Linked DNA regions of Homo sapiens: all the other regions are linked to region 1. A link is a loop called in an ENCODE intact Hi-C map of the cell type or tissue named here. Cell type or tissue: Calu3. All regions are shown on one strand. Region 1 overlaps BARX2 (BARX homeobox 2). Region 2 overlaps BARX2 (BARX homeobox 2). Region 3 has its middle 12 kb from the start of BARX2.

What was found. Hi-C counts contacts between places; a loop is a spot of excess contacts. Peaks named below come from ENCODE experiments on the same cell type or tissue, not always from the same donor. Only the 100,000 strongest peaks of a DNase experiment are listed, where the experiment ranks them.
Region 2: a loop joins it to region 1, with 4 times the contacts of the local background. A loop is called at or near these places in 4 of 110 quality-filtered maps.
Region 3: it touches region 1 in a loop (4-fold over the local background); 3 of 110 quality-filtered maps call a loop at or near these places.

What each region holds. Positions count from the first base shown.
Region 1 is chr11:129,431,624-129,439,623 of GRCh38, forward strand. It overlaps BARX2 (BARX homeobox 2), which reads left to right. Exons shown (of 4, transcript NM_003658.5): 2 at 5,128-5,428. Among named protein-coding and RNA genes, the nearest start is that of BARX2, 60 kb to the left of the region's middle. In Calu3, no CTCF peak of the experiment used is centred here; DNase peaks (open chromatin) are centred at 3,798 and 4,328.
Region 2 is chr11:129,377,092-129,385,091 of GRCh38, forward strand. The region is part of intron 1 of BARX2 (BARX homeobox 2); the gene reads left to right. Among named protein-coding and RNA genes, the nearest start is that of BARX2, 5.2 kb to the left of the region's middle. In Calu3, no CTCF peak of the experiment used is centred here; no DNase peak of the experiment used is centred here.
Region 3 is chr11:129,360,158-129,368,157 of GRCh38, forward strand. No RefSeq gene overlaps it. Among named protein-coding and RNA genes, the nearest start is that of BARX2, 12 kb to the right of the region's middle. In Calu3, a CTCF peak has its summit at 4,148 (motif pointing right); a DNase peak (open chromatin) is centred at 4,184.

The DNA.
Region 1 (8,000 bases):
TAGGGTTATTTTTTAATTGTCAAACTTTGAGAGTTCTTTATATATTCCGGGTAAAAATCATTTGTCAGGTGTGAGATTTGTCAGGTCTCACAGTCTGCAGCTTTTTTCATTTTCTTAACAGTATCTTTTACAGAGCAAAAATTGTTAATTTTGATGAAGACCAGTTTTTTGCCTTTTTATTTTATGCATCATGCTTTTGGTGTCATGGCTAAGAATTCTCTACCTAACCCAGTGTCACAGAGATTTTTCTCTAATGTTTCTTTCTAAAAATTTTATAGGTTTGTGTTTCTACTGAAGGTCTATGATCCATTTTGAGTGAATTTTTAAAATAATTTATGAGGTCAAGGCTCTTATTATTTTATTTATTTTTATTTTTATTTTTATTTTTTGCATCTGGATGTCCAATTGCTCCAGCACCATTTTTTTAAGCAATTATTTTTAAAAATTTTTATTTTACTTATTATTTATTTTTTGAAATGGAGTGTTATGAGTGCAGTGGCATGATCTCAGCTCACTGCAACCTCCGCCTCCCGGGTTCAAGGGATTCTTATGACTCAGCCTCACAAGTAGCTGGGATTACAGGTGCGTGCCACCACACCAGCTAATTTTTGTATTTCTAGTAAAGACGGGCTTTCGTCATATTGGCCAGGCTTGTCTCGAACTCCTGACCTCAAGTAATCTGCCCACCTCGGCCTCCCAAAGTGCTAGGATTACAGGTGTGAGCCACCACACCCAGCCTCATTTGTTGAAAAGACTACTATTTCTCCACATTAAATGATGTTTCTTTTAAAAGAATGAATGTGATTCAAGAACCCAAACATCTTTTGACATAAAGGGAGAAAATTGACATAAAGCGAGAAAATTCTCTAGACCTTTGGATTCTGAATGGGCTAAAGAGCCCCCCTTTCCCAGGAGAACACCCACAATGTTTGTTTTACTAGAAGTGTCATAAAACTAAACACATTTTATACTCAATTTCTGGGATTTCTAGACTGATTTTCTTTGCCTAGCTTTTAGAAGAAGTTTTAACCACTCCTTGGGATCAAGGGTCAATGAAAGATTATTCTTTTTGACAAACTGAACATAAAATTAAACTTTAGAATGGGAATGAAACTTATAACTCATTTAATGTAACTTTCCTTTTTAAAAAATTTTAAAAAAAAGATACGCACCTGTGCAAAATGTGAACAATGCAGAAGTATCATCTAGATTTGGGGATGCCAAGGGACATGGGCTTTCCTACTGCTTCTCTGTCCCCTCCTCAGTGTCTTTGGCCGGCTCGTCTTCCTCTCTGTGACCTGAGATGTTGGCGTGCCCCAGAGTTCAGCCCTTGTATTTCTTCATTTTTTTATTCCACCCACTCCCTTGGTGATCTCATGCAATCCCATGGTCCAATATGCCACATAGACTCCCAGGAATTGTGTCTCTAACCCAACCTCTATCTGACTGACTCCTCAACATGTGCAAGATGTCTAATAGCAACTTACCTAACACAGAAATCATGGTTTTCTCACTTAATCCTGCTTTTTGCCCAGTCTTTCCCATCTTGGTAAAGGGCACCATCCTTCCTCCAGTTGCTAAGACCAAAACGTCAGGCCTCTCCTGGCAACTCTCTCTCTCATACCTGACATTCAGTCCTTCAACAAGTCCTCTCAACCTTAACTATAAAATGCACCCCCTCTCACTGCTGTAGCTGCTGCCTCTGGTCTACTGGCCTCCTCACTGGTTTCTCTGCTCCCACCCTGGCCCCTGCAGTCCAACCTCCTTAGGGATCATTTAAGACATCAGTCAGATCATGTCCTCCCTCAGCTCACATCTTGCCAATGGCTTTTTTAAAAATCACATTTTGAATAAAATCCAAGTGATTTGCCCTGACCTACAGGGCCCTGCGTAATCGGGCTCCAACAGATCTCTTCCCAGTTTTCTCTCCTGTGACTTCTGCCCTTGCCTACTCTGCCTTTCTGCTGGTCTTTCAACCCATGCTCATTCGGCCTTTAGGGCTTTGCCTGTGCTGGTTCTGGGGCTGGGGTGCTTGTCCCGTACCTTCTCCAGGCTCTCCTCTGCGTGGGGGTGCTTACCTGCAGAAGGGTCATCTTCCCACCATGGCCTTCCCTGACTCCTCATCCCCAATACTGCCCTCTGCCCCACCTGCCCCATCTTCACACTTTGCTGTATTTTTCATCATAGTTTATCACTACCTGGCACTATTTACATATTTACTTGTTTATTTGTTTGCTGTCTGCCTCCCCAAATGGATGTAAGCTCCATGAAGGTAGGACTTTATAGTATTCGTTGCTATCTCCCCAGCTTCCAGAGCGGAGTGTAGCCCATAGTAGATGCTCAGTAAATATTCATGGCTGGATTGAATGCAGGATTAGATGCAAATGTGTAGATTCCTTTTCACCCTGTTTTATTCCAAGCCCAGAGGTTATCACTGTTAACAGTTTGATAACTAGCCTTCTAGACTTTTAAAAATGCATTTATAAAGGCAGACAAAAAAAAAATCATAGTTTTAAAGAATAATACAAATGATTTTACATCATATTTTTCTCAATAATATATTAGGTATTTTCTCGTATTAGTTTATATATAGTTTATCCATCTATTCATCTCTCTTTCTCATCAGTTTATATGTTTTTTTTTAAGAGACAGAATCTCTGACTGGGCACGATGGCTCACACCTATAATCCTAACATTTTGGGAGGCTGAAATTGGAGGATTGCTTGAGGCCAAGAGTTCAAAACCAGCCTGGGCAACAGAGACCCTGTCTCTACTTTAAAAAAAAAAAAAAAGTAAGTAAAAAAAAAAAAAAAAAAAAAAAAACAGAGACACGGTCTCACTCTGTTGCCCAGGCTGGTCTTGAACTGCTGGCTTCAAGCAGTCCTCCAGCCTCAGCCTGCCAAAGTGCTGAGCCACCACACCTGAACTAGATAGTACTTTTTAATGGTTACATTGTAGTTCATACTATGGATGTACCACAATTTATTTAATTATTTTCCTGTTGAGAGATATTAATATATAGGTTATTTCCCCTGCTCATGATTATAAGCAAGGCTGCAGTGAATATGCTTGTATATAAATCTTTGTACGCATAGACCTCAAATTACGAAATTCCCTGTCAGTGACTTGGTAGATACTGCTTAATTTGTCCTCAAGGATTATACTGTTTTATACTCCCACCAACAATATATGAATGCCTATTTCCCCGTATGCTTGCCAATGCTAGATATTACCACACTTTCAAAATATTATTCAATGTTGGGTAAAAAAATATTTAACTCTCTTACAAAAGAGAAAGGTGATACAAAGCCTTCCTTACAGGTGGATTGTTAGTCATTTCCTATAATGATAAGCTTCTTAGTTTCTAGATTACACATTAGCCTGCTAAAGAAAGATAGTCTCTTTTGAAAGAAGTGACAGACTTAAAGGAGTAAGGTGATTTAAGATGAGAAACATCTTATGCCTTTTTAAGAAGCTTCCAACTTCTTTTCCAAGAAGTATCATTTCAGGATGTGTGCTGTGAGATCCAAACCACAAGCCCACATATCCTCATTTTCTTGCTCTAAAATATCACTCCCAGGTGATTTTTTTTTCTTAAAAAGAATCCACAGCACAAAACATCAAGTGTTGGAGTTGGCTGGAGAGTTAATGGAAGTTGTAGCAAGTGGTGATTTATTGTTATTTAACCACTTTGTGGTTTCTGCTGGGCCTAGCTAGAAGTGTACTCAAAGAATAAGAGAAGCTATTTGTTTTATCAACTGTGACTGGGGGCCAAACAAAGGCATGGGAAGGAATAAGAAGAGAAATGCCAACCCAGAGAAGAGAGCTGGAGCACAGGTAGTACCTGGATGCTTCTGTGATGTTAGTCGGTTTCAACTCAGAGCTAGTGTGAATGTTGGTTGGCTCAGATGCTGGCTGTGGCCTTGAAGTCACTTTTCAGGGCTGGACTGAGTCCCAAAGGGCAGTCCCTGGGTCTTCTCCATTTTCATCAGATATCAAATGGGGAGGATGAGAGGTCCTTTCGTGGCATCAGTATATTAGAGTTTGAAGGATTCTTTAGAATCAGCTAGTTTTCTTACTCACCTTATAGATGATGAAACTGAGAGATAAAATGATTCACATAGGTAATGATCCAGACATTTTAAGCTCTGTGTTGAATAATCAAAGGGAAAAGCTCTTTACTTGAACTTTACAGATTTAACAGATTGTTGGACAGAAAAGAACTCTTGCCTTGAAATTCCTAACGCAGGAGTGGCATATAACTGGTATGTATGCCACCATACCCTGCCCCGGCCACATGCCCATAGCAGACATTGTTAATCGACCCAGCACCTTTTCCTCAGCCAAGCTCTGGCCAGCCTGAGAATCCTCCTTAACATAGTGCTGGAGGCGCCAGTCATACCGATCTGAGCTTTCATGTGATTTAAAATCTGTTTGCCTCCCTCTTCTGAATGATGTATCCATGTGATTCATGATGTGCTGATAGCATGGGACTTCAAGTCAGAAGAACTTGGTTTGACTCCTCCATCTGCTGCTTCCTAGTTACGTTATCTTAGGCAACTCACTTAACCTTCCTGGGGCAATTTACTCCCTCTGAGATGAGAAAGTTGAATTAAATAATCCGAAAGCATCCTGTCAAGCTCTGAAAAATGCTATGCTTCAAGGTACACAGACTTCTCAGGAAGAATTCATAGCTACAAGCATGTCTTTTTATAAAGACCACAGGTGGTTCTCAGGAAGTTTGCATATTACAAATCTATTTCGGGTTTCTGAAATATGTGTCTCTAGCTTTTCCTGACTACTTCTTTTCATCTGCCTGGTCCCATGGACCAAGAATTTAGGGATTCCGAAGGGAGAGAGGGGAAAGATCTGCTTAAAACCAGAGGACTTGCAGGAACCTCTTCTGGGCCGTGGGCTTCATCTTCCCACACAGAGCAGAGCAGACCTCTGTGCCTGCCCTGCAGCTGTAGGTCTTGAGTTACCTCTCCTTCCCCTTCCTCCATCTGTACCTCCTTAAGAGCAGGGCCCTCCCTGTCAGACAGACCTCAGCCAGCGGCCCTCCGCAGGTCCTGGCCTGCTTCCCCACACCGTTCCCTGTGGTGACCTGCCTCCCTGCTTGTTTTCCAGGCTCCCCTTCCCTGCGGGCATATCCGCTCCTCTCGGTGATCACCCGCCAGCCCACTGTCATCTCCCACCTGGTCCCTGCCACCCCGGGAATCGCCCAGGCACTGTCCTGCCACCAGGTCACCGAGGCGGTCTCTGCTGAGGCCCCAGGGGGCGAGGCCCTAGCCAGCAGCGAGTCAGAGACGGAACAGCCCACGCCCCGACAGAAGAAGCCCCGCCGGAGTCGCACCATCTTCACCGAGCTGCAGCTCATGGGCCTGGAGAAGAAATTCCAGAAGCAGAAGTATTTGTCAACCCCAGACAGGTGAGGACGCAGGGAAGGGACTCTCCGCAGTGAAGGCCCCTGGGAACGGGAGACTTGCTCCCATTGTGGGCCGTGGAGCCACAGCACTGGTACAGTGAGGCAGGACACTATGGCGGAGTCCACTCCTTGGCTCAAATCATCTCAACCTTGGTTAACAGAACCCAGCCCACATGAATCCACCACACGGTCCCTGGAGCCTGCCTGCGGCTAAACTTAACTCACCACTTTATCTCCATATTTGAACTTAACTATTTCAGTATCATAAACAAGGTCCAGTTTAGCAAATGGTTGCTCAGGCGGTCAGCTGGGAAACAGGCTTGGTTTTTAAGCCACTCACTCTTAGGATTGGAGGCAGCAGGACTAGATTTGGAATTGGGATTCATGATCTTCTCAATCTTCTCCACAGCCTCCAGCTGATTCCCCACTGACTCAGTTTGCTGGCCTGGCTATTGCTTGGGAAGGACTGGAGGGATCCAGTTGAGGAGGTCAGACATGTTAGTGAATTTGCTGGATGTCAAGTCAGAACCATTTGACTGAGACCCAGGAGGACCTGGCTGAGAGCCCCTTCTTTGAACCCCTCTGAGATCCATGTTGGGGAGGCTGTGACCCTTGCTTTCTTGGAGGCCTCAATGCCTCACCTCCTTTTCTTTAATTTACTATTTTAACTGAAACATATGCCAGAGTGTGTGTCTGGGCCGGGTATTGTGGCCCACACCTGTAATCTCAGCAGTTTGGGAGACTGAGGCAGTAGGATCGTTTGAGGCTAGGAGTTTGAGAGCAGCCTGGGCAACGTTGTGAGACCCCGTCTCTACAAAAATTAAAATATGAGCCAGGTGTGATGGCATGCACCTGTAGTCCCAGCCACTCAAGAGGCTAAGATGGGAGGATCACTTGAACCCAGGACTTTGAGACTGCAGTGAGGTATGATTGCATCAGATTGCATCGCTGCACTCTAGGCGAGACCCTGTCTCCTTAAAAAAAAAAAAAAAATAGCCGGGTGTGTTGGCTCACGCCTGTAATCCCAGCACTTTGGGAGGCCGAGGCAGGTGGATCACGAGGTCAGGAGTTCAGGACCAGCCTGGCCAAGATGGTGAAACCGCGTCTCTACTAAAAATACAAAAATTAGCTGGGTGTAGTGGCAGGTACTTGTAATCCCAGCTACTTGGGAGGCTGAGACAGAGAATTGCTTGAACCCAGGAGGTGGAGGTTGCAGTGAGCCAAAATCATGCCACTACACTCCAGCCTGGGCAACAGAGCGAGACTCAGTCTCAAAAAAAAAAAAAAAAAAAAAAGTGTGTATCTCAGTGTCTCATCTTGTTCTTTCAGACTGACTCTGGAGATGGCTGAGCTAATAATGTGTGATCCTATTTATTGGGGAGATTTCTCAGGTCCTTCTTCCTCTTCTTTTGCCTGCTGCCTTGGACATACCAGGTTGGACACCAGTCCTATCAAAAAGTAAAGGAAGGAACCTCAAATGAATCTCTTAAGCTGTGTAGTAGCTCTTTGATACAAATTTAAGTGACAGAGGAGTCTGCATATCACCGACTAAAAGGGAATTTAGCTTCTGATTCTGTTAATGAGGCACCGTCAGCTGTTTGGTAAGGGCCTTCTGGGTGCCACTGGGGCACTGTGGCAGGGATTACGGGTCCAGAAAGCAGTCGAGAGAGTCCTGTTGTGACAGAAAGGGATCATGGGGAAGGAACGACTACAGGAACAAAGACGCAGCAAGCCAGGCGCTGGTGCCTGTGCATTGCTGAGTGCAGTAGGAACACAGGATATTGCTGAGCGTGGGAGATGGGGTTAGGGGAGGCTTCTCAGAGGAGGTAACATTTAAGAAGAGCTTTGATTCCAGGAGGGACAGGAAGTCCCGCACTGAGGGGTTGGCACACACAAGGCAAAGAAGCGTGTCTCGCCGGGTATGTGGAGGAAACTGCAAGTAGCCAGGACATCTCCAGCTTAAGGTGTGAACAGGCAAATGGTGGACCTCGTATGCCTGGCTGAAATGTGAACTTGGTTGTTTAAGCAGTTGGCACTGCCTTTATGAGCTGGAGGTGACATGATCAGACTTACATTTTAGAACTGTCTCTCTGGTGGCACCATAAATGATGGATGAGAGAGGCCAGAGACGGAGCAGGGACCAGTTAGGAGAGAATCCAGTGATCATCACGAAGACTTGAATTAAAGGGTGGCAGTGGGAACAGAGAGGCAGGAATAGAGAGGAGGACAATTTTTTTTTTATTATTATACTTCAAGTTCTGGGATACATGTGCAGAACGTGCAGGTTTGTTACATAGGTATACACGTGCCATGGTGGTTTACTGCACCCATCAACCCATCATCTACATTAGGTATTTCTCCTAATGCCATCCCTCCCCTATCCTCCCCACCCCCAAACAGGCCCTGGTGTGTGAGGTTCCCCTCCCTGTGTCCATGTGTGAGAAGAGGACAATCTTGAAGAGAGAATTGGCAGAATCAACATTGCGGAAGGAAGCAAGAAGGGAGTTGAGAATTCTGTGGTTTCTGGACTGGGCCAGCAGGTGGATAGGGACGCCATGAACTGAAGTAGGAAGAC
Region 2 (8,000 bases), 55 kb before region 1:
AGGAGCACTTTTTATCAGAAAAAAGTTATTGAGTGTGCTTTCCATTAAAGGTAAGCATAAAGTATTTCCAAACCAAAAGAACCTTTGAGATTGTTAGTTGCATGAGAGGCATGAGATAAATTAAATTACACTTAAAATGAAAAAATGAAGGGCCAACAGTTTTGGAAGATATTTTTTGGAACATTTGAGTTGTTAATGCTCAATGCGTGGAATCCTGTATTTTCTCTTGGTTCCATTGATAGTCCCTATATGACAATCAGTAAACATATGATAAATACATACAGTGAAGTTCTTTTAAAACCAAATTGTTCCTACATGTATTTGGTTGTAAAATGTATACTGTATTCAGTTATGCCTTTTTAAAGTTAATTTGTCTGTAAGGTAGAATTAGGCCTGATGTCCCATAACAAGCCTTGTAATACTGAATTTTTAAAACCAAGAAATATATGAAACAAGGAACAAATAAGAAATTTTAGAAACAAGATAGATCTCCTGAGAACTGATATTTTTACATTTGTGTATAGGTGGTTGTGGACCCTTGGACACATACATACTGAATAGGGGTGATAAGTTGAATATTGTTTTGAGCACAAATCATCCTTTGTTATAATAACTCAATTCCCTTCGAGGAAAAAGAGAGGATCTGTTTCAGTCATTAACATTGCGTATGGGACATTCCCAGGACAAAACAGAACAACTTCTAAGCACCTAGGTAGAGCCTAGTGCCGGCAGAATTTTCAGTGACTTTGTGCTGTGTTGACTTGAAGGCAGCTTTTCCTGGCTTATAGGAGTCACAGAATTGGATCATAGAAGAAAACGTGGCAGAAGAGGAGTAATAAATAGCTGCAGAGAATAGTCATTCAGTCAGAGGTGGCTGAGTAAGTGTCGTGTTTTATTGAACCTTGTGTGGGAAATAAATCAGAGGAAAAAAAAATGATTCATATGTAGTTTTGTGAGTGTTATAAGTGAAATGCACGTATTTCACAGACTTAAGTGTTGCTCAGTCTTGTGCTTTTCGAAGTTCACTGATGGTTCGTGGTAGAGGGTGGCTGTTGGCAATGGTTTTCTGGCTCCGTTATTCCAGTACTTTCTTCTTTCGGATTGTTAGTTGAAAATGTGTCGTTATTTTGCTCTAGTTGAGAATTAAAATATAGAAACTGGGATTTGCTGGTGGAATTAAACCCATAAAAACTGGCTACAATAGTTCATACTTTCAGATCATAAGCCTTCAGTGGGTTTACAGTTACAGTTAAAGCCTTACATGTATTAGATCATGGGAATCCCATTAGTGTCTTCTCAGGGGTTTTGCAAATACCATACTTTCAAAGCATTTTTGTTTTTAACAGTTAAGGTCAGGACAAAAATCTTTGATTAGATGAATGTAATCTTTTTTCTTATTAATTAAAAACAACAACAATAAGTTGCTGGCATCCCAAAGGACACTGTAATTTTCTTCTTTTCTTTTCTTTTTCTTTTTTTTTTTTTTTTTTTTGCTAGATGGAACTAAATGTTGAGCACTGGTGGTGGAAGCAATGCATAAAAAGTTCAAGTGAAAGGCATACATTGGAATTAAAGTTACTGAACTTTCTCAGCCTTTCATTTGCTGATTTAAGATTTAAAGACGTGTAACAGAAGTGAACTGTGTCAGGTAAAATAATGAAAACTAAGAGAAAAAAAAGGCCTCAAAATTAAAAAGTTACCAGCATGTACAATAAGTGCATAAAATTGGGATGGAAAGAAAACTACAGCATTAAAAAAAAAAAAAACACTGCATAATGAAACAGTTCATGCTCTGTGGATTTAGTAACCTAAAGGTCAATTTATGGTACCAAATATCAGGCAGAATAGCATGTATTCAAGCAAACTGAGAAATGGGAATAGTTTTCATCTCAGGCAGATAATCACCTGACAGGAATTTATTGTTCGACATTCTAGCCTTGATGGAATCCTCACCTTCCAAAAATTGTTGTTTAACAGACGCTTTCTTATTATAAACACAATAATTTTAGTCTTGGAAAGATGTCTCTAAATTTCTCTCGGTTTCCTAGTACGTCTCGTAAATCATCCTAATAGACACTGCAAAAGGGAATCCTTTCCCTGTAAGCCTCACCACAGAACGGTTTATCATCACATTTAAACTAAAATTTAAACAGCTAAGCCCAAAAGAATGCCTCCATTTGAAAAGAGTTGTGTCATTCAGGCCATTGGTGAGGGGTGGAATATGCTTAGAATTAAGTTAGTATATAAAAAGTTGGTTTTATTCTTAAATCTGTAAACAGTAATCCCTACTCAGAAGGCAGTGTAATGCCATTTAGAAATCAGCGATGAGCTCTCCAACTTCAGAGCATTGACCGTCATTACAAAGGCCAAAAGAGAGGTGCATTTTAGGATATCATAAATACACTTCATTTAGGATGCTTTATTTTCTTTTTCCGGTTGTGATTAATGTTTCTTGGTGGAAAAGCCCACTTGAAGAAAGCTGGTTTCTTGGGGTAGAATAGTTTGTGGAAGCATCGGCGTGGTCATTTTTGAAGCCTCTGCCTTTCTGTCTGATCTTTAGAATCAGGCAGTTTCTAAATTTGAGGCGTGTTGAGAAAAAATGGATAACTTGCTTCACAAAAATAAGGATTGTTACAATTACCCTAAGGGTTTTCACATGAAGATACTGATAAATGAACCTATGGTACTAATTACTTTTATTACAATTTTTTCTACTTAGAACCTAGAATTACCTTACATTTACACATGCACATTTGTGGGGAGGTGAGTGTAGATACTTGGACATTTTACAGCCTGCGAATAGGATGAGACTTTTAATTATTCCACTAACCTATAATCTAATTCTTTTCCCCTTCTCTGGCAGAATGGGTCTGTTGAATCTCTTACCTGTCTGATCTTTGGTGGTTAGACCTACAGAGCTGGAGAGGCTCATAAAATCATAGATCAATATCCTCAAGCAGAAGGTATTTTTTGCAAAGTGCCAGGGTCACGTCAGTGCTTCGTTATAGTTTCAGTCCACTGTATGCCACTCTCCTCCTTGTCATAGTACTCAGAAATCAGGAAGACTTTTCCAACTTGGTTACACACCCGGGACTAACCCGTGCAGTCACACCCAGGGGACAGTCAACCAGCCAGTTAGAAGGGACATTTGGGGAAGGGTGTTTATCTTTTAGGAGGTGGCATCAAGAACATTTTATCCTGTGGTGGATCCAAGAGAAGCAAGTCCTTTGGGGTAGTGTCCTTGGGTGCGTTTTTATCACAAACATTGGGTGTCATCCCAGCAAAAAATTAAATGCGGTGCAGGTATGTATAGTGTCTCGTTTGGGAGTTAGGGAGCTGGCTAGTGCTTCATGGAGTTAGCTCTGGTGACTCTCCAAATCTCAGCTTGGTCTTTTTCAGTCAGAGACCCAAACTCATAGGATCTTAGGAACCTGAGAGTTGGATACTGGAATGTTAATGGAGAAACATAAACCAAGGTCTGGGAAAAATGATCGTTATCAACAAGCATTTGTATTTCTGCCAGAGGCACATAGGCTTTTAGTAGCAATTACTCATAACTGCTTCTCCTGTTCCCATTGTAAGGGTAAATAAATAGAGGGATGCACGGGATCTGGGACTCATCCAGGGTCAGTATATATTTGGAACTGAGCTCTTTTGGGATCCTTAACTGTTATCTCACTACTCTTTTGCTAGAGATACCAAGGGATTCCTTAGGAGTCAGTTTTTTTTTTTTTTCTTCCAATAGCGGGATCTTGGCTCACTGCAACCTCCACCTTCTGGGTTCAAATGATTCTCCTGCCTCAGCCTCCTGAGTAGCTGGGATTACAGGCGCCCATGACCACACCCAGCTAATTTTTGTATTTTTAGTAGAGACAGGGTTTCACCATGTTGGCCAGGCTGGTCTCGAACTCCTAATCTCGTGATCCACCCGCCTCGGCCTCCCAAAGTGCTGGGATTATAGGCATGAGCCATCGCGCCCGCTGTGAAGTCGGTTTTAACTCATGAATAGTTCATTAGCGGTGTCTTCTCTGGCTCTGATTTTTCTCAAAGCAAATGAAAAAACGATTAGAAATTTCGTTCACGGGTTGAAATGCCCCTCCAAATGTCCACTGTTCACTATCATTTAATTCAGTAATTTCATGCAACAAATATTTATATTTGCTTGGTGATGGCATTGTCATTGAGTCTATTATTTTGAAACTTAATCTAACTGTTGACTAGCAGTTAGGGTGTTTAAAAAATCCCTCTCAACTACTTGTAGAACCATTGCTAAGCCCTTCTTTGTTTGTTTTGTTTTGTTTTGTTTGTTTGTTTGTTGTTGTTTTTTCCTAGTGTATGTGAGAGGCAGCTCGGAATTGGGATAGGGGAACATCTAATACTTTTGCTTACTATGTGGAATTTTCTCTTTGAACTCTACCTACAGGGTGTTATCACCAGCAAAACTGTCAAATCAACTTTGCTACATACAACTCAAATGAAACTCTATTATGAGGCTGATTTCCTACAGATATGTTTGTTTTTTGCTGGTTGTATTTCTGGATCCAAGACTGAATTTGTGATAGAAACATGGATAGTATAAAGTTGTTAGTTTTAGCATATCCTAGAAATCAGAGTGGAAAGATTAAATGTAACATATCCCAAAAATCTATATGAAAAGGAGTTAGGATTGCAAAGGATTATTTTATTTATAAAGAGAGATTGAAAGGAAAAAAAAGAAGGGAAGAAGGAAAGTAAGAGTGGGTTTCTTTGAAATTCTTGAGGCTGCACAGATTCAGCCTCATAGCACAGCATTCCTCCGAAGGGCTGTACAGGCAAAACAAAGCTGGCTTGTGAAATTCTGTCGCTCCATGGGTACTAAATGGCTAAAGTTGATTCTACTTAGACGCGTGCTGGGGCCTCTTCAAGGTTGAGATCCAGAGCTTAAGCTCTGCACAGCATTTAGCCTTCGCTCTGGAAGACTGAGTAAATGTTAAACCAGAAGCAATTTTAGGTGTTATTTGCACTTTGTTTTGAGGTCAGGTAGGAGGAGCAGCAGAGATGCAAAGGTAGGTACGTCACATGGGCTGAGGCCTCTTCATTTGTTTTTGTTTTTGTTTTATTTTTTTGAAACAGGATCTTGGTCTGTTGCCCAGGCTGGAGTGCAGTGGGGCGATCTTGGCTCACTGCAACCTCTGCTTCCCGGGTTCAAGCGATCCTCCCACCTCAGCCTCCCTAGTAGCTGGGACTACAGACATGTGCCACCATGCCTGGCTAATTTTTGTATTTTTAGTAGAGACGGGGTTTCACCATGTTGGACAGGCTGGTCTCGAACTTCTGACCTCAGGTGATCTGCCCGCTTTGGCCTCCTGAAGTGCTGGGATTACAGGCGTGAGCCACTGCACCCAGCCGAGGCCTCTTAATTTGTACTGAGCTCGTGAACGTGCATGCTATGGAGCCTGAGGGTCTTCCTTGCCACACGTCCTGCCCACGACTGTAGTTAGCAGACTAGAGTTGGTGGGTCTATGGCTAAGCCCATTGACAAGCTCTCAGCTGGAATATGGTTAGAGGGCTGCAAGGACTCAGGTGGGATGCATAAATTAACACCTCATTTTGCATCTTCTGTTGGGGATGCAGTTCTGTTTTACACTCCAGTCTTGTGGAATGGGTGTTTCTAGTGTGGCTCTAGGGACGCACTCACAGCTGGATTAACCACCTTTTCCCCGAGAACTTGCTAAAGCCCACAGGTGCTCAAAGGATGGGCAAAAGACCACTGTGCTGCAGGTGGCACCCTCTCTTGGAAGCAGCATGACGACGAGAAGAAGAGAAGCATTGAGGGCATTCGTGCAAAGACTGCAAGCGTGGAGAAGCACCTTGGGCCTGCCTGTCGGTGCCTGCCTCCATTTTAGCTGCCTGAGAGGATGGAACGGTAGTTTCTTTCCACAGCACAGATGGCAAAATCAGAATTCACGTTAGGATTTATTAGTAACGGGAGTCAGACCAGGACTTTGTACAAACTTGGTGGCATTCACAAATACTCTCCAGGAAGAGAGGTGTTTTGTTTGTTTGTTTTTTAACCAGAAAACCTTTGCAAACCCTCAGGATTTAATTTATTTTTATTACAGCTTAGTAACAGTTAGAAGAAGGAAAGTCTTGTTAAAATAAATGCTCTAAATAAAAACACAGTTAATTTTCCATTACCATGTCTAATTACTCATCATCACCAGGGCATTTTTATATGGCAATTTAACTTCTTGAAAGTGGAAACTTGGCACACGTTTAAGGAGGAAAGCCATGCACCTAGATAGATATCAGAAGGCGGTATAATTATATTTGGGCTCGAGTTGAATCCTACATATGATTGCTCTGAAGAAGAGAGAAGAGAGGGCCTCTGTCCGTAGTCACTAAGGAGAGACTCTGGTTTCTTGAGTGCCAGTTGAAATTGAATACAGAGGGAGAGAATTCTGAAGATTAGGTGATGTTCAAGTACATCTGAAAAGGGCCCCTGCCAGTCACCAGTTGAAGTTGATTTCAGGGCTAGTTGAGAAGTCTGGAGGGCAGCTCTGTAAGCTTCCTCCTGGCAGAGTGCACACAGATGACACAGCCTTCCTCCATGCACAGGTCAAAAGACGACTGAAGAGAAGCCAAGCTGGGAGGATCTCAGCACCAAACTAACTACGTTCCATGTACAAGCAGACACGCTTGCAGGATTCCTTTTTACCGCGTCTTTCCAGCTTACCAACATGTCCTTAGGAACATATTCTTCTGGGTATTGAGGAAAGATGAGTATTTTCTGTTTTTTGTTTTTTTGTTTGTTTGTTTTTGAGACAGAGTCTCGCTCTGTCACTGAGGCTGGAGTGTAATGGTGCAATCTCGGCTCACTGCAGGCTCTGCCTCCTGGGTTCAAGTGATTCTCCTGCCGCACCCTACCAAGTAGCTGGGATTACAGGCGTCTGCCACCATGCCCGGCTAATTTTTGTATTTTTAGTAGAGATGGAGTTTCACCATGTTGGCCAGGCTGGTCTCAAATTCCCAACCTTGTGATCCACCTGCCTCGGCCTCCCAAAGTGCTGGAAGCCACCGCACCCGGCCAGATGAGTATTTTCACAATGTGCATAGAATAGGATTGGCTGCTGCCTAGGTGATGTCAGATCATTTCTGATCTTTTTTTTTTTTTAAAAAACCAACATATGCATTTGGTAAGTGATATGATGCTTATCCTTTGGTTTTTCTTATTCAAGGATTACTTACCATGTGGAGAAATGGAGTGGTCTTGGGCCTGATGAAATTTCATGAAATAGTGGCTATATTTCTGTCCTGGGAAGTACCTGGTACTGGCAAGTCCCTGATATTGATAACCTGCCAACCTCCACTGCCCACCTTTCTTTCCCAGAGTCCTTTTCACTCGGTGAATTAACCATCACTGAGACTCAGGATGATGGGCTTTTCCCAAAAGAGGTCACAGTCTCGTGTGGATTGAAGGAAGTGTAACTTCCATGCTTAGTTTAAGCAATATCTAAGGGAGCTGACTTTGCACATTTCCTAATGGTAACTTATAGACAATGGAATGCTGATATTGCATCTTCTTATCTTGAGGAAATATCATGGGCAAGAAGAGTTGCTGAGACTCCTTTTTCTGAGTCTTACAGTACTTATCCAAGGGGAGCCACAAACTTGAGAGAAATGCTAGAAATACTTTATACCCTAAACCATATTCATAGACAGGGCAATAATAGTAATAGCGACTGTTTAGAAATTACCTAACATGTAATAGGCACTAGACTCAGTGCTTTTTGATCAGCTTCAAAATATCCCTATGAAATAGGTTTATCATCTCCTTTGGTAATGGTGGAATCCTAGAAGCTAAATGACTTTCCTAAAGTCACAAGATATAAAGAGAGCTCTTATGAAGCAATAAGAAAAATGGGCAAAGGCTACAATCAGGCAATTCATAGAAAGGAAGATCTCAATGGCCAGTAAACATGAAAGGATGCTCAACCTCGCTGATAAGTGGGAACACCCGA
Region 3 (8,000 bases), 71 kb before region 1:
TGACATGCCTGCTTTTTTCTCCCACTGATTCTCAGTCTGTCTCTCTCTGAATAAGCAAACTGATTAGGTTTGTTTGGTACACATTGCAAAGTTTTTCTGAAGGTTTATAATCCAAGCTTTCTAATTTGAAACAACTTGGACTTTAGGTATGAGGACAAAAAGAGGTAAGAAAGATTTTTCTTCTTATTTAAGCCTTTTCTGCAGTTAGTTTTCTTTCATTAAATATAAAGGAAATTATTATTTACAGTGGTAAAAGATATGGAAAAAATGCCCCTTTTCCCCACAACGTGTTTTTTTCTTTAAATTGCTTTGCTTCCTATATTACCCCTCAGACTTCTTTGTGGATGTCTCTGCTTGCCCACCCCTTAAATATTAATAAAGCTTGAGATTCTCTCCTTGGTTCTTGTATCTTCTGATTTTCATACTCCCCAAATAATTCCATTTACTCTCAGGGCTTTGATTACTATATACATACTGATGGCCTCTGAATTGTACCTCTAATTTAGATTTCTCTTCCAAATTTCAGACACACATACTCAGCTGTACACTGTGCATCTCCATTTGTATGTCTGATGGACATCTCAAATTTAACACACCCAAAATGACCTTACTACTTCCTCCTCAAACTGCTTATTTTCTCACCTTATATTAGTGAATAGTAGCCCCATCGACTTATTTGCCAAGTCAGAAATGTGAGCTCTATTCCTTTTTGTTGTTGCTATTTGTTTGTTTTCTAATGACTTTGTTAATCATTGATAATTTAATGACTTTATTGATAATTTACATACAATGCCATTATTCACCCATTGAAGGTGTACAAATTCAATGTGAGATTTTTCTGGTCTATTATGTTACTGATTCTTAAAATTGTGGTAAAATATATGCAGTATAAAATGTGCCATTTATGCAGTTTTAAAAGGGTATAATTTAATGCTATTAACTACATTCACAATGTTGTACAACCATCACTACTATCTACTTCCAAAACTTTTGATCACCTTAAACAAAAATTCTATAACCATTAAACAATAACTTGCCACTTTTCCCTCTCTCTGGCTCCTGGTAAGCACAATTCTATTTTCTGTGTCTATGAATTTACCTATTCCAGGCATTATGTATAAGTTTAATCATATAACACTTGTCCTTCTGTGTCTGTCTTATTTCACTTAGCATAGTGTTTACCAGATTCATTAATGTTGTAGCATGTATCAGAACTTTATTGCTTTTATGGCTAAATATTATTCCATTGTATGTATATACTACCTCTTATTTATCTAATTTTCTGTTGGTAAACACTTGGATTGTTTCTACTTTTAGCTATTGTAAGTAATGCTGCAATAAGCATTTGCCTGAAAATATGTTTGTTTCTGTTTTTGAATTATTTGGGGCATATACCTAGGAGTCGAATTGCTGGGTAATATGCTAAGTCTATGCTTATTAAGGAGGTGCCAAGCTGTTTCCCACAGCATCTGTACCATTTTACTTTTCTGCTAGCAATGTACAAGGGTTCCAATTTCTCCACATCCATGCCAACACTTGCTATTTTCTGTCTCCTTTAATTATAGCTATCCTAGTAGGGGTGAAGTGATGTCTCATCGTGGCTTTGATTTGCATTCCCCTAATGACCAATGATGTTAAGCATCTCTTCATGTGCTTATGGCCATTTATATATATATTCTTTGGAGAAATTTCTATTCAAGTCATTTGCCCAGTTTTTTAATTGAGTCATTTTTTTTATTAAGTTGTAGGAGCTTTTATGTTCTGGGTATTAAATAGGGTCATTCTTGACTTAGACTTCTTTATTTTCTTACCTCAAAATAATTATTGGGTTTCATGGATTCTAGTTCCTTGAAATCATTTCGGTCTCTCCTTTTTCTTCATCCTATGGCTTCAGAAGTCAATTACCTCTCCCTTGGATTAACATAGAAATACAGTAACTTTTTTTTTTTTTTTTGAGATGGAGTTTCGCTCTTGTTGCCCAGGCTGGAGTGCAACAGCATGCTCTCAGCTCACTGCAACCTCTGCCTCCCGGGTTCAAGCGATTCTCCTGCCTCAGCCTCCCAAATAGCTGGGATTACAGGCACCTGCCACCACGCACAGCTAATTTTTGTATTTTTAGTAAAGACAGGGTTTCACCATGTTGGCCAGTCTGGTCACGAACTCCTGACCTCAGGTGATCCACCCACCTTGGCCTCCCAAAGTGCTGGGATTACAGGTGTGAGCCATCATGCCCGGCCTACAGTAACTTCTTAACCGGTTTCCCTCCTCTCTATTTTGCTCTCCTTGAATCCACACTCTATAACATTATGGCCCGGACTTTCAGAAGCACATCTGATTATGTCACCTTCCTACCATAAATCATTTAGCACTTCTTATTGTTTTCAGAATAAAATATAAATCAGTAACATAGCATAAAAGATGCTTTATGATCTGGCCCTTCTTTCTCATTTTCTCAGGACACTTTCCTCTTCAAACCTGCACTTCAGCCACACTCAAGTACTGCAGGTGCTTCATGAGACACTTTCACTTGCCTCTATGCTTTGGATGTTTTTCTTGTCTGCCTCGAATTTCTCTACCCCTTCCTAACTCATATTCTTCCTTCAGATCTCACCTTATATAACAATTCTTTCTGAAATCCTTCCCTTATTTCTTTTCGGACTGGGCTAAGTGCCCCTCCTTCGTGCTCTTAAATCTCCCAGTTCCTAACTATGGGTGTAGGCACCTGTTGACTCATCTATCTCCACTACAGGTCTGTTACTGTGAGGAAAGGGAGTGTGTGCTGTTCACCACCACATTTCTTGGACCAACACAGTTCCTGGGACAAAGTAGATGCTCAATAAATATATGCTAGATGAATTATCTCTATATTCAATTTCTATACACTTATCTCCACTACAGATTTACAACACGTTGCTACAAGGAAAACAATGCAATGTAATACAAAGAACAAAATGTTGCCATTCAAGAAGGTGGTATTTAAATATCCAGAAATATAACAACATCCTGTTCCCAAACTCAGCTATCTGATTGACTAAACAGTCATTAGAAAGCACCTCAGCCAACTTCTTAATCATTCCCCATAGTTTTGTGGTAGTTTCAGCCTGTCCCATGAAGTGGAGTTTTGTTTTGATTTTTTAGGGGGAAGAAAGGTTTCTAGTTATGTATAAACTTGTTTTCCATACCTGGCAAGACTGACTGGCTCTGTGTGTTCTATTGCAGGCAGGGGGGAAATAAGGAAATATATTTTTATAGGAAAATAGCAAAGTCACTACAAATGACTTTGTATTTGTAATTCATAGAGTCAGGACAGAAAAATCAATGGCAGGAAAAATTGAATTATTTCTATTTCTCTTCTTTTATATTCATCCTCTTATTAAGATTTTACCTTTTACATTTTCCTTTTTCAGCCAGACCCTCCACTCCCTTTACTCAAGAAGGTTTACATCCTAAGTTAAAAGAGACCAGGTGTCATCTATAAATTCAGGGAACTGTAAGTGCACCTAATCCATAAAAGCCAGAAATATTTAAGCATGATCTAGAGCAGGCAAATGTATACTGGAGTTAATGTAAATGCAATATATGAACATAGTGTTGATCATATTCAAGATCTACCACCATAAACTAATTAGATCCCTGAGACCAACTCAGAGAAGCGGAGCTTTTACTCACGGTTGAGGTCCACAAAGCTTGTTTATACTGGAGCTGACTTTGCTCTTAAATGGTGACATCAGGGCACAGTCCTAGATCTTAGAGTTGTATGCTACAGAGTTGCTACCGGTATTATGTGCTGCTTTCAAATCCTCCTTGTTCAATACCCTTATTAATCAGAAGTAGAGCTAAGTCATGTACAACGATTTTCGGTGGAGAATTCAAGTCCTTGATGGTGAGAATGATCAGAACTAACCCTAGAGTGTAGGACGGGCAAAGAGGCTTCCCTGTCCAGTCTAGAGAGTCCCTTGATCTGTTTTAGGGAAGAATAGCAACAGGTGACACTTCTGACAGTGCTGAGGTCAAGGAGCCCCCCAGGTGGCCTTCCCAAGACAATGTTCTGGGACAGTCACTAGCGCCGACGCAGCACCTCTGGAGAGCCTGTCTTTGATAATGTACCTGCTTCGTGCCGATAGAGGGAGACCGGATTCCACAGCACACACGCCATGCGTCCCTGCTGTCCGGTAGAGGGCAGTAGCGGCCACGCTGCAACCCTGAGAAGTGGCGGGTACCTTAGGATCCTTTCTGATTGCAGACGTGGTCCAGAGCCAAAGCGGCTTGGCTGGGAAGGCTCCGTGAGACGCCGGGGCTTGATTGCTAGGAGGTGAAAAACTTTCGAGAACTCAGAGCAATCCAATGGACAGTCCATGTTCCACATAATTATCAACTCACTTTCCCTGCTCGTGAAATTGCTGTTAATTTTTAACAAGTGATTGGGACTGTCTATATTTAGAGGATTACCTAGTAACCAAAGCTCATGACACATGAGATGGTTAAGTTTTCCTACCAGACCTAACTGTGATATTTCCTGACTTTAATATGTTTTTATGTCAGCCCTCTTAATATTCAGTTTACCTCGGTTTTATCAAATGCTTAGCATTTTTTATGAGGGGGTGGATGAGCGAAAAATAGAAACTCATAAAACTGGAATTTCATTTCTTTTGAAAAATATAACTGAGATCAGTGAAAAAACATTGTCCCATAGAGGGTATGGGAAACTTGGACTCAAAAAACTCGGGTTTGAGACTTGGCTCTGCAAGTGTAGATGTGGCTGTGTGGGGTAACCTCAAGTAAACCACTTTTCCTCAGTTTCCTCTTTCGTAAAATAGGGATAGTAAGACTTGTCTTTTTTCATATATAGGGCTGTATAAAGTTCACATGAAGTACTGCATTTGAAAATTTTCTGTAAATGGGAAATGTTATGCAAATGTAAGATATTGAAGTTCGCTTTTTATTTTTGAATGTAAAATATTATAATATTTTTGAACTTAAATATAATTTGTAGGAAAAAAGATAAATGTCAATTGTAAAACTATGTAAACAATATTCAAAACTACATAGAATAAATTATCACTGGGCTGAGTGCAGTGGCTCACACCTGTAATTCCAGCATTTTGAGAGGCCAAGACAGGAGAATTGCTTGAGGCCAGGAGTTCAAGACCAGCCTGGTCAACATAGCAAGACACCTATCTCTAATAATAATAATACATTTTAAAAATAAATTATCACTGTTAGTATTTGAACATGCTTTTAGACATCTCTATATGCACCTATATACATGTGTATATAAACAATGTTTTGAAGCTGGAATTGTATTGCACATTCTATTATATCAATGACTTTTTCACTCAGCATTGCAGTAATAATAGTTAACATATATTGATCTTTACGTGTCAGTCATTGTCTAAACCATTTATATATATCTTTAGTGTTACAATAACACTATTGGGTATGTACTTTTATCTCAAAGACAAGGAAACTGAGGCTCAGAGAGGTAAAATGACAGATTTCCTAATTTCCTTAAATTTTAAGAATTCTTACAACTAACATTTTTTTCTTCTTACAGCCTGTCCCACTTTTATCATTTTTATCTCTTTGGCAACCTGTTTGTTAAACAGCAGCTAAATCAATAGGACTGCTGGTTTTAAAATGTCAACTGTCACACCTACACATTTCTGGAGGGAGGAAATCTAGGAATGGGCAGTTTTTAAACAAGCACTCCTAGGAAATTATGTGTACAATCATATTTGAGAACCACAGCTTTGGTTTCAATTCCTAGGTTGGGACTGCTGGATCGATTTTGTGTTTGAGATATAATGCCAAACTGCCCTCCAGAAATATCATACCAATTTACATTCCCACAAACAGCTTGTGACTAATTCAGTCTCTTTTATGTGGGTCTTTGCACTCCAAAATATTACCTTGTAAATGACTTCTTAGTTTGTCATCAGGACAGTAAACTACTTGTTAACCTACAAGTATGTGGGGTGTGTATATTCCAAAGCTGAATTCAAGACTGGGCACTTTTTTTCATTTGTGTTAATAATTTTGAGGTTCTTTGGAACCCCAGAATCTGCATATTTTCTGCAATGTCATACCCTCTCCTCTCTTCATGCCCTGCTCCATTTCTGTTCTCCAAGCCATCATATTCATGGAAGTCAAACTTACTTTTCCAAAATTATACTGCATAAATAAAAGCATAAACTCTGCATCATTAGTTCTTACAAAGGAAAAACAAATTCTATTTCTGTCCACAAGAAGTTAACGAAGATCTACCCCTGTGAACCCCCATTTGACCACCTTGGTTTTATCCCATTCTTAGTGCAGGGTCCTTCTGCTCATTCTCCAAAAAGTCTTGATCCTACCGACTTCTAATCTGTCTGTGTCAAAACTAAAATCCTCTTTTGGCTACTTGAATATTATTCTTTACTGGACCCCAGATCTTACTCTTCAGTTCAGTTGAGCTATAGTAAAATTTCTGGCTTTTTTTTTTTTTTTTTTCTTCATAAAGCAAGAGTCTACTCCTACTGAGATTCTAAATAAACCTTTTTCTCTTTTAGAAAAATTACCTTCCTCCTACCTAGAAAACTGAGTTTTTAAAATTTCTTTGTTCTTGAAACAAAGAGCTATTTTCTCTCTTAAAGGAAACAGAAAGACTTTGTTGCTAATTCATTAACAAGCAACTCTTAACAATTAAGCTATAGACATTTAACAAGTTACACACAGACCTCAGCCTAACAGATCATGTACTCTGGAATATTTAGTAGGAGGGTGAGTCACCTCAGACATAATACAAAGTTTATATTATTCAGTTATGACAATAATTGTTCCTAATTATCTCAGGTTTCAAAAAACTTCAAATCTATGTACAGAGAACAAAGTCGCATAAAATTAGACATGGGTAGGTTATTTGTACTTAATGTTGCTCCAAATGAATAATGAAACTGTTTTCTTCTTCCAATATGTTTAGTCAAGTGAGAGCTCGTATTCTAATACAGACTTCTGAACTAAATCATTATTTAGAATGTTTCATTAAAAATCCTCTGATCTGAAACATTGAGTGAGTATGTAAATGCGACAGGAAAAACAGGGTAATAGGAACAGGAGCCTTGCCGGGCTCCTAAATCTCTTCCTCCCCGTCTCTGAGCATTTATTTCTCTTTGGGGCTGTCACTATGTGGTCAGTAAAGATAATCATTTGAAATTTCAAATATCCATCGAAGACGCCATAGAAGAGACTGAAGAAATAATAGGACCGCATTAATTTGATTTTATAGAGCAGCATTTTATGCAGCGGAGGTTCCCGTGAAACACCGTATATTTATATGTATTTGGTAATTCAAATCATGTGTCAGATTTTGTTAAAGTGAGGACATACATCCACAGGAATGCCGGTGGGTTTTAGGCGAAAAGGCACTATTCTGTGATTTCTAGTACTAGTACTTTTATTTTTCAAAATTTAGCAAAAACCCACTGGCTTAATTCTGACTTGGTCCCAACCTTGAGAACATAGGATTCAAATGAGTACAGAATTGTCTCAGAGACGTGATTAAGTCCTTTTCATATCCATTACATTTTGGACTATAGATCTGTCAGAGCACCTCCCAAACACTGATAAATATCACAACCTCCTTCAGGAACTATAAACTGTATTCTGGTTTCAGAAGAGAAAACCAAAACCTTTTGAGTTATATCCATGTACAGTCTACCCAGAGAAAACAACCCATTGCTCTGCCTATACAAATGAGTAATTTGACTAATTTTCCCCCCTGACTTGGCAGAATCTTTTATTGAACTGATTGAAATGACCAGATGTTTTGGCAGCTTCTGTAGACATAATCTAAGCAACTCGATAATTGACTTAAGTAAACGTATCAGGATGTGGACTGGCAATAGAATTGGGGATTCTCTTCTGTGATGACTTCAAATTCAATTTTAAAAGGCAGGCTGCTTGTGTAATTGAAACGCAGAGAAATTGGCACCATATCATTCATTTACTTTAGTAATTTATAG